Regions from separate parts of the Homo sapiens genome. Here all the other regions are linked to region 1. Evidence: chromatin contacts called from ENCODE Hi-C or POLR2A ChIA-PET data. All regions are on one chromosome and are shown on one strand. The core of a region is the stretch at or near the end of the contact, and the rest is flanking DNA. Distances in the headings are between cores, read along the strand shown.

What was found. Hi-C counts contacts between places; a loop is a spot of excess contacts on that map. ChIA-PET counts read pairs that join two places held with the same protein, here RNA polymerase II (POLR2A). Pooled maps may share reads with other maps.
Region 2: a loop to region 1 is called in a pooled map, with 2.7 times the contacts of the local background. The contact joins two enhancer-like sites. A Hi-C loop is called at or near these places in 2 of 37 single-sample maps with no recorded cell type and 1 of 50 pooled maps.
Region 3: a pooled map shows a loop between it and region 1 (6-fold over the local background). The contact joins two enhancer-like sites. A Hi-C loop is called at or near these places in 17 of 37 single-sample maps with no recorded cell type and 5 of 50 pooled maps.
Region 4: a pooled map shows a loop between it and region 1 (4-fold over the local background). The contact joins two enhancer-like sites. A Hi-C loop is called at or near these places in 2 of 37 single-sample maps with no recorded cell type and 3 of 50 pooled maps.
Region 5: a map with no recorded cell type shows a loop between it and region 1 (11-fold over the local background). The contact joins two enhancer-like sites. A Hi-C loop is called at or near these places in 8 of 37 single-sample maps with no recorded cell type and 6 of 50 pooled maps. POLR2A ChIA-PET finds 5 or more read pairs at or near these places in 1 of 52 experiments (activated T-cell).

What each region holds. Positions count from the first base shown.
Region 1 is chr6:130,259,686-130,262,214 of GRCh38, forward strand. It overlaps a transcript of SAMD3 not described here. Among named protein-coding and RNA genes, the nearest start is that of SAMD3, 38 kb to the left of the region's middle. RefSeq lists enhancers at 678-817, 1,038-1,157. Within about 2 kb of position 1,271, at least 5 of the 41 ENCODE cell types and tissues checked have a DNase peak (open chromatin) inside an H3K27ac peak, as active enhancers do.
Region 2 is chr6:129,766,291-129,768,819 of GRCh38, forward strand. No RefSeq gene overlaps it. Among named protein-coding and RNA genes, the nearest start is that of ARHGAP18, 57 kb to the left of the region's middle. RefSeq lists an enhancer at 2,395-2,529. Within about 2 kb of position 1,266, at least 2 of the 41 ENCODE cell types and tissues checked have a DNase peak (open chromatin) inside an H3K27ac peak, as active enhancers do.
Region 3 is chr6:129,881,410-129,883,938 of GRCh38, forward strand. The region is part of intron 3 of LOC105377999 (a long non-coding RNA gene); the gene reads left to right. Among named protein-coding and RNA genes, the nearest start is that of TMEM244, 21 kb to the left of the region's middle. RefSeq lists enhancers at 1,089-1,318, 1,369-1,418. Within about 2 kb of position 1,267, at least 2 of the 41 ENCODE cell types and tissues checked have a DNase peak (open chromatin) inside an H3K27ac peak, as active enhancers do.
Region 4 is chr6:130,624,729-130,627,257 of GRCh38, forward strand. No RefSeq gene overlaps it. Among named protein-coding and RNA genes, the nearest start is that of SMLR1, 200 kb to the right of the region's middle. RefSeq lists a silencer at 1,456-1,750. Within about 2 kb of position 1,268, at least 2 of the 41 ENCODE cell types and tissues checked have a DNase peak (open chromatin) inside an H3K27ac peak, as active enhancers do.
Region 5 is chr6:130,516,248-130,518,776 of GRCh38, forward strand. No RefSeq gene overlaps it. Among named protein-coding and RNA genes, the nearest start is that of TMEM200A, 150 kb to the left of the region's middle. RefSeq lists an enhancer at 916-2,115. Within about 2 kb of position 1,269, at least 5 of the 41 ENCODE cell types and tissues checked have a DNase peak (open chromatin) inside an H3K27ac peak, as active enhancers do.

The sequences.
Region 1 (2,529 bases), core at 21-2,520:
CTCAATGTATTTTTTTTAACAAAACTTTTTATTTTGAGATAACTGTGCACTCATGTGCAAAGTTATAGGAAGTAACACAGAGAGAGCCTGCCTATCCTTTACCCAGATTCCTCTAGTGATAACATCTCACAAAACTTTAGTACAATGCTAAAAACAAGATATTGACATTAACTTAATCCACTGAAATTGTTCAATTTTTTTTTGTTTTACTTGTGCTCATTTGTGTGCTGCATTTAGTTCTCTGCAATTTTATCACGTGTTTCAGGTATCTACCACAGTCAAGATAAGAATAAGTACATCATCACAAGGATTCTTCAGTTTTTTGGCCATTTTCTAATTAGTCTTTTGAACTATTGAGTTCTTAGAGTCCTTTCTATATCATAGATACAGTCACATACTGCATAATAATGTTTTGTTCAACAATGGACTACATATAGTGAGAGAATAGAGACAGACCCTCTCATATTGTTTTATACTCAGAAAAGGAAAGAGAAGTGAAACTAAAGGCAGGTAGCCCGGTGCCTAGGAACCAGACCCAAAACCAAGGAACCAGACCTGAAACCAGGCCTGGGCCTGCCTGACCTAAGCCTGGTGGTTAAAATTCAACCCCAGACCTAGCAACTGATGTTATCTATAGATTCCAGACATTGTATAGAAAGACATTGTGAAACTTCCTGGTCTGTTCTGTTTCACTCTGACCACCAGTGCATGCAGCCCCTGTCACGTACCTCTTGCTTGCTCAGTTGATCACGACCCTCTCTCACGGACCCCCATAGAGTTGTGAGCCCTTAAAAGGGACAAGAATTGCTCACTTGGGGAGCTTGGCTCTTGAGACAGGAGTCTTGCCAATGCTCCCGGCTGAATAAACCCCTTCCTTCTTTAACTCAGTGTCTGAGGAGTTTTGTCTGCAGCTGGCCCTGCTACATTTCTTGGTTCCCTGACCGGGAAGCAAGGTGATTGGCGAATGGTCGAGGCAGCTCCTTAGGTGACTTAAGCCTGCCCTGTGGAACATCCCTGCAGGGGACTCCAACCAGCCCAAGCCATGCGGATCCTGAGAGCACTCCCGGGTAGGCATTTGCCCAGTGAGACGCCTCACCAGAGCAGTGTGTGGCAGCCCCCTGTGGAGGATCAACGCAGTGGCTGAACACCGGGAAGGAACTGGTACTTGGAGTCTGGACATCTGAAACTTGGTAAGACTAGTCTTTGGAACTTGCCTACTCTGTTTGAGTGGAAGTGTGGTCTGATGACCCACGGTGTACCTTTATCGGCACTTTGGTTTGGTTTTGGTTTTGGTTTTGACTCGGTTTGAATTGCTTGACAGGACTGGTCTTGGGAACTTGCCCACTCCATTTGAGTGGAAGTGTGGCCTGATCACCCACAGCATGCCTTTATTGGCACTTTGGTTTTGGTTTTGGTTTTGACTTGGTTTGAATTGCTTGACAGGACCGGTGTTGGGAACTTGCCTACTCCATTTGAGTGGAAGCGTGGCCTGATCACCCACGGCGTGCCTTTATCAGCACTTTGGTTTTGGTTTTGGTTTTGACTTGGTTTGAATTGCTTGACAGGACCGGTCTTGGGAACTTGCCTACTCCATTTGAGTGGAAGCGTGGCCTGATCACCCACGGCGTGCCTTTATCGGCACTTTGGTTTTGGTTTTGACTTGGTTTGAATTGCTTGACAGGACCGGTCTTGGGAACTTGCCTACTCCATTTGAGTGGAAGCATGGCCTGATCACCCACGGTGTGCCTGTACCAGCACTTTGGTTTTTGTTTTTGACTTGACTTGGATTGCTTGATACTTTGGTTTTGATTTCTGGATACTCTGATTTTGGTTTTGATTTTGATTTGGTGTAAACTGCAAAAGTGTGTGTGTGCCCTTTTTACCCATTCTTTGTTTTGTGGTGTGTGTGTGGTGTGAGCGTGGTGTTTTGTCTCGAAGAAGCATGGGTCAGGCACAAATAAGCTCACCCTACTAGGAACTATGTTGAAAAATTTCAAAAAGGATTTAAAGGAGACTATGTAGTACTATGACACCAGGAAAACTTAAAACTTTGTGTAAAATAGACCAGCCAGCATTAGAGGTGGGTTGGCCATCAGAAGGAAGCCTGGACAGGTCCCTTGTTTCAAAGGTATGGCACAAGGTAACCTGTAAATCCCGGGCATCCAGACCAGTTCCCATACATAGACACTTGGTTACAGCTGGTTTTAGATCTCTCCACAGTGGTTCAAAGAACTGCATTATAAGCCAGGCAGAGAGAGACAGAGAGAGAGACAGAGAGGAGAAAGAGAGAGGCAGAGAAAGAGAGGAAGAGACAGAGCCAAAAGGAAAGTCAAAGAGAGAAAGACAAAGTCAAAGAGAGATATATACAAGTAGTTAAGAAAAAAAAAATGGTGTACCCTATTCCTTTAAAAGCCAAGGTAAATTTAAAACCTGTAATTGATAATTGAAGGTATTCTTCGTAAGCCTATAACACTCCAATACCACTTTGTTGTCAGTGTAAACAAGGGCATATCTCGAAAGCACTGAGGC
Region 2 (2,529 bases), core at 16-2,515, 490 kb before region 1:
GGTGGCACAGAGTTAGATATGTTTATGCAGCTGCTCTTGGCTTCAGTTCCTACAGACCCCTCTTTTGCTTTTTTTCTTTTATATGAGGAGCCATATGAAGATGTTGACTTTCCACAATTTCTATCAAAAATGTTATTTTGCAAACACAAAACTACACTTTGAAAATGTTTCTTTACTTTTAAACCAATGCCTGATTGGAGAAGCCATCCTTTTCAGCACCCAAAAATGACGAGTACTAATTTTAAATTTTTGTTTAAACTTGTGTCTCCTATTTATTCCAAGAGTAAACCCTGAACACGTTTGGGGTTGTGTTGTTTTTTCTTAACAAATAACCAGATAATCATAGTGCGACTATTTCCTCTACTCAGTGTAAGTTCAACGCTGACCAAGGTTGATGTGAATGTCAAGATTAGTTTTTCTCTCTTGGCTGTAACTGAAATCACAATCATCTCGAAAAGGCTATTATGATTATCAGTTTACCTACAAGCATAATGTACCTTTTACAAGAATATCCCAGGAATTATTTTTTAAAAGAGAAAAGAAAGTACCCCTAACCTCATCTTGCAAATGGAGACTTAAATGTTAGGCTCAAGGCAAAATTCTACCAAGTAAATTTTAGAGGCAAGACAGACAGGTTAGTAAGAACACTAATGCTTGTCTTTAACCCCAACCTGAAAAGATTTTTTAAAAATCACACAAAAAGTCCTCTTCCCCAGTCTTCCTTAAGAACAAACTAGTAGAGTGAGGGCAAGGCTAGTTTAAAGACCTTTCCCAGCTGTATATTTCAAAGCTGATATGCGTTGCAAAGAGAAAAGCATGCAAAGATGCTCTCCTTACCGGAGGTGAAAGCATTGTGCCAGCTCTGTCACTACTATAACCATCTTCCGCAAGTGGAGAGCAGGGAACGCCAGGGTCCCAAGAAGTGACGAAAAGCGATAATTAGATCTCCTGCAAGAATCTTCCCTAAGCACTTTCTTCCGTGACACACCTACTTTGTGGCATCTACGCGCTCTTCACGGCTAACCACAATCCTGTCATTTCGGCTTATTCATCCAGCAGCTGCCGGAAGGACCGGGCTGAAGCGTGGCCACGAGGAGGGGGATACCCGTGCGAGCGCTGAGCCGGCAGAGCGGCTGCAGCCCACGGGCTCCTCGGACCCCCGCTGCTGCGCCGCTGCAGCTGACCGTGCGAAAGCCGCATGTTATTGGGTAGAGATCAGCTTTCCAGGAACAGGCATCAGCTGTGCACGAGCCCGGCAGCATCTCGAGACAAGTGCTAGCCGGTGTTGGTGCAAACCAAAGCTTGCTATGTGCTCAGAAAGCGGCCCCAGCTACTGAGCATGCTCGGCTTCTTCCCAGCTGCTGTTATCAGAGCCCCTTAACTGTTGACTTCTGTTGATTTGAGAAAGGGAGAATGAAGGAGTGGGCACGAGGGTGCGATTCGGTGAAGGAAATACCTTAAATTTGGAAATGATCTCTTCCGTATCCCCGCGCCCCTTCCCCACCGCAAAAATAAAATTTAAAAAACAGAGTAAGGATACACTGCTCTGCACTTAGGAAATTTTTTATTGATAGGATGATAGAGATGTTTGAAACCTACCAGCAGCTTTTAGTCTTTAGCTTTCTCCCTGCCCAATTAAGTTGCCTCCGGGATCAAGCTTGTGGTGTAAACTGCGAAAGGGTTTAATCCTAACAGATCACTGTTCCTCGAGGATTAAGTACAGAATTGCCTTGTGTTTGAAGATCTAGGCAATGTGCCACAAATTAATTATCTCTGTACCATCATAATCTGCCTCCTACTAGACAACAACTTTCTTAAATATTTTATAAAGTAATTGTGCTAGTTTTGAAATGGAAATGTTAACCTATATTATAACATACATCTTAAAATTTAAGTCTTCCAGATGGTAAGCAAAATGCAAGCAAAGAATGCCTGGCTGATTCATGACTGTAAACATAAATCTTTTCTTGGGGGCTTGGTGGACGGCCAGTACTCCATAAATGTTCCCGTGACGATGAATTGGTGAACTGATGGGTTAGATCATCTGTTAGTGGCGCTTACAGGAAAGCTGAAGTTCTTGAATTTGCTATGGACCCCTATACTAACTCTTGACCTTCTCAGCTATTTTGGGCTGGTCAATTATTTGAAGATAGAAATACACTATACATTAGGTGTGCAATACGTAAGCAAATGGCTTTTAGGTGCTATTTACATTTTATTATTTTTCTTATGCCTCCTTTTCTTCTTTTTTCGGCCCCCTAAAATGCTACTTTCCAAGTTGAGCCTCATTCAGAGCACGCCGTCTCAGCTACTACTGAAACCAGCAACATTAACTCTCCATGGTTTGCAGATAACAAAATTATTTCATTTTGAAAAACTTTTAGCCAGTCATCTCTGCCAAGTATGTGGAGGGTTAATCTGAGAGGCTTTCACAGCTGAAAGCTGGGCCTGTGAGAGCCCACACAGGACACAGGTGAGGGGAAGTCAGGTATTGAATCCCTAGCAGGTGTCTGGCCTGGCCCATGAATC
Region 3 (2,529 bases), core at 17-2,516, 380 kb before region 1:
TAAGTTTTCCTCCATGCCTTTATTTTGAGCCTATGTGTGTCTTTCTACATGAAATGGGTCTCCTGAATACAGCCCACTGATGGGTCTTGACTCTTTATCCAGCTTGCTTGTCATCATGATGCTATCTGGTTATTTTGCACATTAGTTGATGCAGTTTCTTTATGGTGTCATTGGACTTTATATTTTGGGTTGTTTTGCAGTGACAGGTACCAGTTTTTCCTTTCCAGTTTGCTCTTGCAAGGCAGGCCTGACGGTGAGAAAATCCCTCAGCATTTGCTTTCCTGGAAAGGATTTTATTTCTCCTTCACTTATGAAGCTTAGTTTTGACTGGATATGGAATTCTGGGTTGAAAATTCTTTTCTTTAAGAATGTTGAATATTGGCCCTCAATCTCTTCTGGTTTGTAGAGTTTCTGCTGCAAAGTCCGCTGTTAGTCTGATGGGCTTCCCTTTGTAGGTGACCTGGCCTTTCTCTCTGGCAGCCTTTAACATTTTTTCCCTTCATTTTGACCTTGGAGAATCTGATGATTATGTGTCTTGTGGTTAATCTTCTCTGGGAGTATCTTAGAGGTGTTCTCTGTATTTCCTGAATTTGCACATTGGCCTGTTTGCTAGGTTGGGGAATTTCTCCTGGATAATGTCCTGAAGTGTGTTTTCCAGCCTTTTTCCATTCTCCCAGTGTCCTTCAGGTACTCCAGTCAATTGTAGGTTCAGTCTTTTTACATAGTCCCATATTTCTCGGAGGCTTTGTTCATTCCTTTTCATTATTTTTTCTCTAATCTTGTCTGCATGCCTTATTTCAGCAAGATGGTCTTCAAACTTTGATATCTTTTCTTCCACTTGGTCGATTTGGCTATTGATACTTGTGTATGCTTCATGAAGTTCTCATGCTGTGTTTTTCAGCTCCATCAGGTCATTCATATTCCTCTCTAAACTGGTTATTCTAGTTAGCAGCTACTCTAATGTTTTATCAAGGTTCTTAACTTCTTTGCATTGGGTTAGAATATGCTCCTTTTGCTCAGTGGAGTTTTTTATTACCCATCTTCTGAAGTCTACTTCTGTCAATTCGTCCATCTCATCCTCTGGCCAGTTCTGCACCGTTGCTGGAGAGTCATCGTGATCATTTGTAGGAGAAGAGGCACTCTGACCTTTTGGGTTTTCAGTGTTTTTTTGTTGATTCTTTCTAATCTTCTTGATTTTGTCTAGTTTCAATCTTTGAAGCTGCTGATCTTTGGATGGGGTTTTTGTGGGGACTTTTTGTTGTTGATGTTGCCGTTGTTGTTGCTTTCTGTTTGTTTTTCCTTCAACGTTCAGTTCCTCTTCTGTAGGGCTGCTGCGGTTTGCTGGGGGTTCACTTCAGGCCCTATTCATCTGGTTCACTCTGGTGCCTGGATATGTCACTCAAGGAGGCTGGAGAGCGGCAAAGATGGGTGCCTGCTTTTTCTTCTGGGATCTCTGACCTCGAGGGGCACCAACAGCCTCCCTTGGCTGGGGTGTGGGGGCTCCCCTGCCCCACTGTGGCTCTCAGGCGGGCCACCTAACCACACTACTCTTCCTTCCCCTCCGTGGATCACTGGAGAGATTTATTGACTTTCTGAAGGTTATATAAGCAACTCAAGGCATGACCTAAGAATAAAATGCAAGCTAATAATTACCAAACCAATTTTTCATCCTCAAAAAGTAATTCAGTTTAATTTCTAGGTTAATTTAAAATTAATAAAAGATGTCAGATGAATAGCTCAGAAAGCTCCTACCTTCTTAATCTACAATCCAAACAATAACATGCTTTAAATAACATCATTTACAAATGAGCTAAAACTGTGTCATCTTCATGGCCATAACTCAGGACACTGGCTGAATTATATATGTCTAAGAAATTCAGTCAGATCAATTTATTGAGGCTTCTTAAAATGCCATGATGAATAGAAAACTTTGAGTGGGAGTTGGGAGGGGGCACCTAGACAGGCTATGTAAATCGAAATGATTAAATCGCTTTGGTCATGTTTCATTATTCTGTGGTCATTTTGCCACAGACTCTATTTCTAAATTTGCTTTCTGGTTTTCTTAACATATTATATAACTGGGAGGCAGCAGTTTGGAGGGGCACATTGGACAGGGAAACCAGGATTCATTCTTGGCTTTCCTACTAACTGAATGACTTGGGATCATTTCTTTAAACTTTCTGATCTGCAGTTACTTCATTTGTCATATAATGACTTATCTTGATGATAAGCAAATCCTACTATTAAAATATAGATATGACCCAGTTGAGTTGATGTGGTGGTTAAGATATTTGACTCTGGAGCCTGATTATAGATTCAAATCCCAGCTACTTACCACTTAATAATCACATAACTTTGGGAGATTTGCTTAACTTATCTGTATGTATCAGTCCCTTCATCTTCAAAACATGAATAATTATAGCAACTACCTCTGAGAGTTCATATGAGAACTCAGTAATACAGTTTTTGCCTGACATATGGTAGGTACCCACTAAATCTTAGCTGCCAATAGTATAACACTCCTTATAA
Region 4 (2,529 bases), core at 18-2,517, 370 kb after region 1:
TAAGACAACAAATATACCAAAAGCAAGAGAATACTTTCATCTAACCAATTTTTCATGCCCAACAAGTTGCTAAAGCAAGATTGATGAGTGAACGGCTAGAATAATAGGAAGAACAAACTTTTTCCTGCTGGTGGGATAAGCTGGTGCTCAGCTGGAAGCAGTTCTCTAACTGCTGAAAGAATAATGGAAACTTCTCTGGAACATCCTTAGGGAATTTAATACCTGTAAATGAGTGAAAGGAAAAAGGTACAATGTGCACAAACAAGCATATACACATCTTGAAATGAATTCTAGATCCTGAAGCTTAATTCACAGCTGCTAGTATTGAAATCCTTTGTTTAGAATAATTTAGAGCAAATTTAACCAGTAATTAATAAAATAGATTTTACAGTAATTGAAGTTAGATAGCGAAGTTGATAATTATTTTGGAGCTTTAGAATTTTTCTCTCTACAAACTAGATTTCTAAGAATATTCTTTTTTTTTTTTTTTTTTTTTTTTTTTGATATGGGGTCTTGCTCTGTCACTCAGCTTACTGCAACCTCCACCTCCCAGGCTCAAGCAATCCTCCCAAGTCAGCCTGCCAAGTAGCTGGGACTACAGGTGTGCACCACCACACTCTGTTAATTTTTGTATTTTTCACAGAGGTGGGTTTTCACTATGTTGCCCAGGCTTGTCTCAAACTCCTGGGCTCAAGCAATTCACCTGCCTTGGCCTCCCAAAGTGCTGGGATTTCAGGTGTGAGCCACCGTGACCGGCCCCTGAGAATATTCTTAAGATATTTACAGTGGAATAGGTAAAGTGAGTGATAGGGAGTGCTGAAGATAATAAACAGAACTCATTATCTGAAGTTATCAGTAGTTCGGTTTTCTCACAGTTAATCCATATTTATGAAAATAATAAGTTGTCAATCAAGAATAGAATCAATAAAAATATTTATTAATCTGCCATGTTAAGACTACAGGCACATAAAAACAAAGAGATTAATTCAAACATTTCATCTGCATAATACCTCAAACCTGACTATTTAAAAGTGGTTGGGTAATTAAGTAGACATTTCACTTTTTATACAAATATTTGGAATCTTTCCATGCCTAAGGTTTATTTTCTTCATTAAAGTGTTATGATTACTGCCACTTACCTGGGAAATAAAATGTGACAGGAAGTTCATCATGAAATGGAGATGCCATTCCCTGCCTGGGACTATTTCCCACTCTTGTTCCATCTGTACAATAGTCATTCTATAACCTCGGCCCCAGAGGGTCTGAGGTTGGGACTTAGCCTTACCAACCAAAGAAACAACTCCTGGTCTGAGTCATAGAGTCATAAATTTAGTCACATAAAACTGTCATCTTCAGTGACACTCATTGAAAATGTGCCTGGACCTATACAATTTCCTTTAAATTAATTTCAATTTCCAGGGAAAAATGATTCAGAAAGCAAATAACGTTAATGTTCTTCCCACAAATTCAAAATAATTTTGAGAATTTCACCACTATATAGTCAGTTATAAGATGGCAAAATAAAAACATTTTTCAAATTCTTAAAGCAGTGAGATGCTAATTGTTCATTTGTGAAAAGCCAGAAGCCCTGTTTTTAAATAACAGTGCATCAATTTCCAACTTGAAACAGATGTTGGCACTTGGGATGACTCATTATTCTTAACTCCTGTCGGAGCACTTGCCCACTGGGCCTCAGATTAAATTTCAGAACACAGGCAGCAGCACTAACTTCTGAGAAGAAAATGTCACTAGAATGCCATTTCACATCAGTGACAGTGGCTTCTTCAGAAAATTAAGCTTCATTTCATGTCTGCAAGAACAGTGACCATTGACTCACCACTGCGTTAGTTCAGCTTGCCCAATAATAACTACAGAGCTTCACTCTAAAATCAAGTGCAATAGCTGCAAACAAGCTTAGAAACGGGACTCAGACAGAGCACCTAATAACTGCCCTCGCAGTTACTTTTCTTCAAAACTCATTCTACTTCTAAAGATCTATAGAATATGGACATAATTTGGTCCTTAAAGTCTAAAATAGACAATGCAAATTTGGCTAGATGAATTTGATCATTTGATCAGAATCATCAAGCGCTATCAGAAATTTATCATTACATATTATTTTTTACTTAAGCTCAAAGACTTTATTTAAGTTTCCAAATCTTATTTAAAAACACATTCCAAATTAAGTTATGGGAGAGTGAACAGTTCTGTGTAAATTCTAATTTAACTTAATTTTTTAAAAGACGAAGATCTGATCTCTCGATCAGGAGGACTCTCTAAACTTGAAAGCATTGGAAGGTATCAGAAAGGAAAATAATCACTGTATTTGCTTTCCTAAAAATGTAAAATATATGTATCTAAAAAGTGTCATTCAAAAATTAAGAAACATATAAAACTGAGTAAATATTTATGATGAATATTGCAAAGGGTTGCATTCTTAATTTAAATTGATAAATGACCACCAAAATATCATTATACAAAAGACATGAGCAAGAAATTCACAGGTAAGGAAATATAAGTAGCAAGTAC
Region 5 (2,529 bases), core at 19-2,518, 260 kb after region 1:
TACTTCCAACAAACCTGTGAGATAGGTTGTCTTCTTCATTTTATAGGTAAGAAAATAAGGTACAGATGAACTTGCATAAATAATCAAGTTAATAAAGCAGAGCTAGGATTTAATCCCAGGTGACTTCTTGAAAGGATGAAGTCTTGACCACTAGGTGTTGCTTCCTGTGTGAATTAAAAAGCTGTTGGGCTTTTTTTTTTTTTAACTTTGTGCAATTTTTAATGATTTTTATTCCTTTTAACATATCCAACATCCTTGTTTTTATTTCATGGCAATGGTGTTGAGTTGTGAATGTTCTAATAGAGAAGCCAGTCTAGCAGTCTGAACTCAAACTTGCCATCAATGTTCATACAGTGAGAAAGTGTTATGGTTTGGCTCTGTGTCCCCACCCAAATCTCATGTTGAATTGTAATTTCCAATGCTGGGGGCAAGATGTGGTGGGAGGTTATTGGATCATGCGGGTGGATTTCCCCCATGCTGTTCTCATGATAGTGAGTTCTCACGTACTCTGATGTTTTAAAAATATGTGACACTTCCCCCTACACTTTCTTTCTCTCCTGCCGCCACGTGAAGAAGGTACTTGCTTCCCCTTTACCCTTCCACCATGATTGTAAGTTTCCTGAGGCCTCCTCAACAATGCTTCCTGTACAGCCTGAAGAACTGTGAGTCAATTAAACCTCTTTCTTGATAAATTACCCTGTCTCAGGTAGTTCATTATAGCAGTGTGAGAACAGATTAATACAGAAAGTATCCTCAATTTTTGGTGCATTCATTTTACATTCACATAGTTCCCTGAGCTTTATTCCATAATTTCACTAACTGTTCTCTGTAGCATGTGTGGGATCCTTCTACTAGACAGGAGGCATGTTGAGGGCAAGGACTGTCATTTTCTCTGCTTTATACTCCCAGGAATTAGCCCTGTTCCTGATACATAGTAGGCACTTAATAAATGTTTGCTGAGTGAATAATGAAGGGAAACTCCACCTTAAATTCTTTTCAAATTCTTCACTTTACCAATAATATAACTGGGGCAGAAATCAGCAAAGTCGACTTACCAAAGATCTACATTTATTGTGTGGTAGACACAAGGCCCCTCGAGTCCAGAATCTATGCCTAGTGCTGTTTTCTCCATGGATAACTAAAATCTATGAGTACAAATAGGAAGAAAGAGAGAGTCTGCCTATAGAGTGAAAATTGCAGATATATTCTGTTACCTAGCGACATCATGAGAAGTGTTTCAGTTTCATCTCTCATAAAAACAAAGGACACCATTGTTAGTATCTGACTCACATCAGTGCTGTGACAACGCAAGGTGTCTCAGCACCTGGAAGAAACCAGCAGCATTAGTAAGTGTTCCCATTATAGAACCACTAATGAGGCAATTTGTTAAACCAGCATCCCCCTGCAAACCAAAATCAGACAAATGAGCTGGTACATTTGAAGGTTCAGAAAAAACAAATTCTCAGTAGAAATAGAAATGAGTCTATGCCAGGTATTTGTGACACATTAAATTCATCTGAGGCAATTATCATGACTCATCATCAAATGGAAAACCTAGGATATCCGGCCTGTTCTGCTGGAAAAAGTGGTTGTGAGGGTGCCAGCAGGTAGGATGGTTTTATTTGGGAGGACTCTCCCTTCTCCTAATCCACTGAGTAACAATGCATGACCAGTAATATTTTCAAAGGAACTGTAAGGAAATTGTATTGATACTTATGTTCTGATATGATGAATTAGCAGACGAAGTAATTTCTTAACCTGACACTCAAGTCTTCTATGATCTGATGGCCACAAGTACCTCTGTACCCCGTAATACTCATTTTACTGAGAGAATATCTGCATCTCTTTACTCATGCTGTCTCCTACCTTGCCAACCTAACCTCCTCCTGTGCATCCACCTATAAGACCCCACTCTTGGAAATACTGGGACTTACGCCCTCCTCCTACACTCAGTACTGACCTAGATTCCAGCTTCAGCAACTCTAGCAACACTGCCCTTAACCTTTTGCCTTTGGAAACTTGGCAGCATCATCTTCGAAGGATCCAAACCCAGGCTCAAGTCCAGTGAGTTTTCTCTGGTCCTGTGCCTGAGCAGCCCAGCTGGCACAGCATGGGTAGAGACCACCTGTTTCCTGTCAGCTTCCCAATCCCCCTTCAAAGTACTCAATAAATGTGTGCTGCTAGGTGATGTGACACAGAGAGGGTTTTGTCGGATAGAAGAATGCTGCCACACATCTATTTTTACTTGACTTATTTAACAGTTTGGAAGGACATGCACAATTGCTCTACACAGTATAGATCTGGCCACCCAAGAGATGGCTCAGACTCACCAGGGGACAGGGGACAGCCAGTGCTGAGGAGTGCCTGCCTTTCTGCTCCTGGCTACACTGTGTCCCAGAAAAGACATTTTCTCACAGCCAAAAAGCAAGCAGTCACATCCCTGAAAAAGATATTTTTCTTAACTCTGCACCTAGAAAATCATTTGGAGGATGGTACTAGCAAGGACTGCTAGCTCTTACAGACAGATGA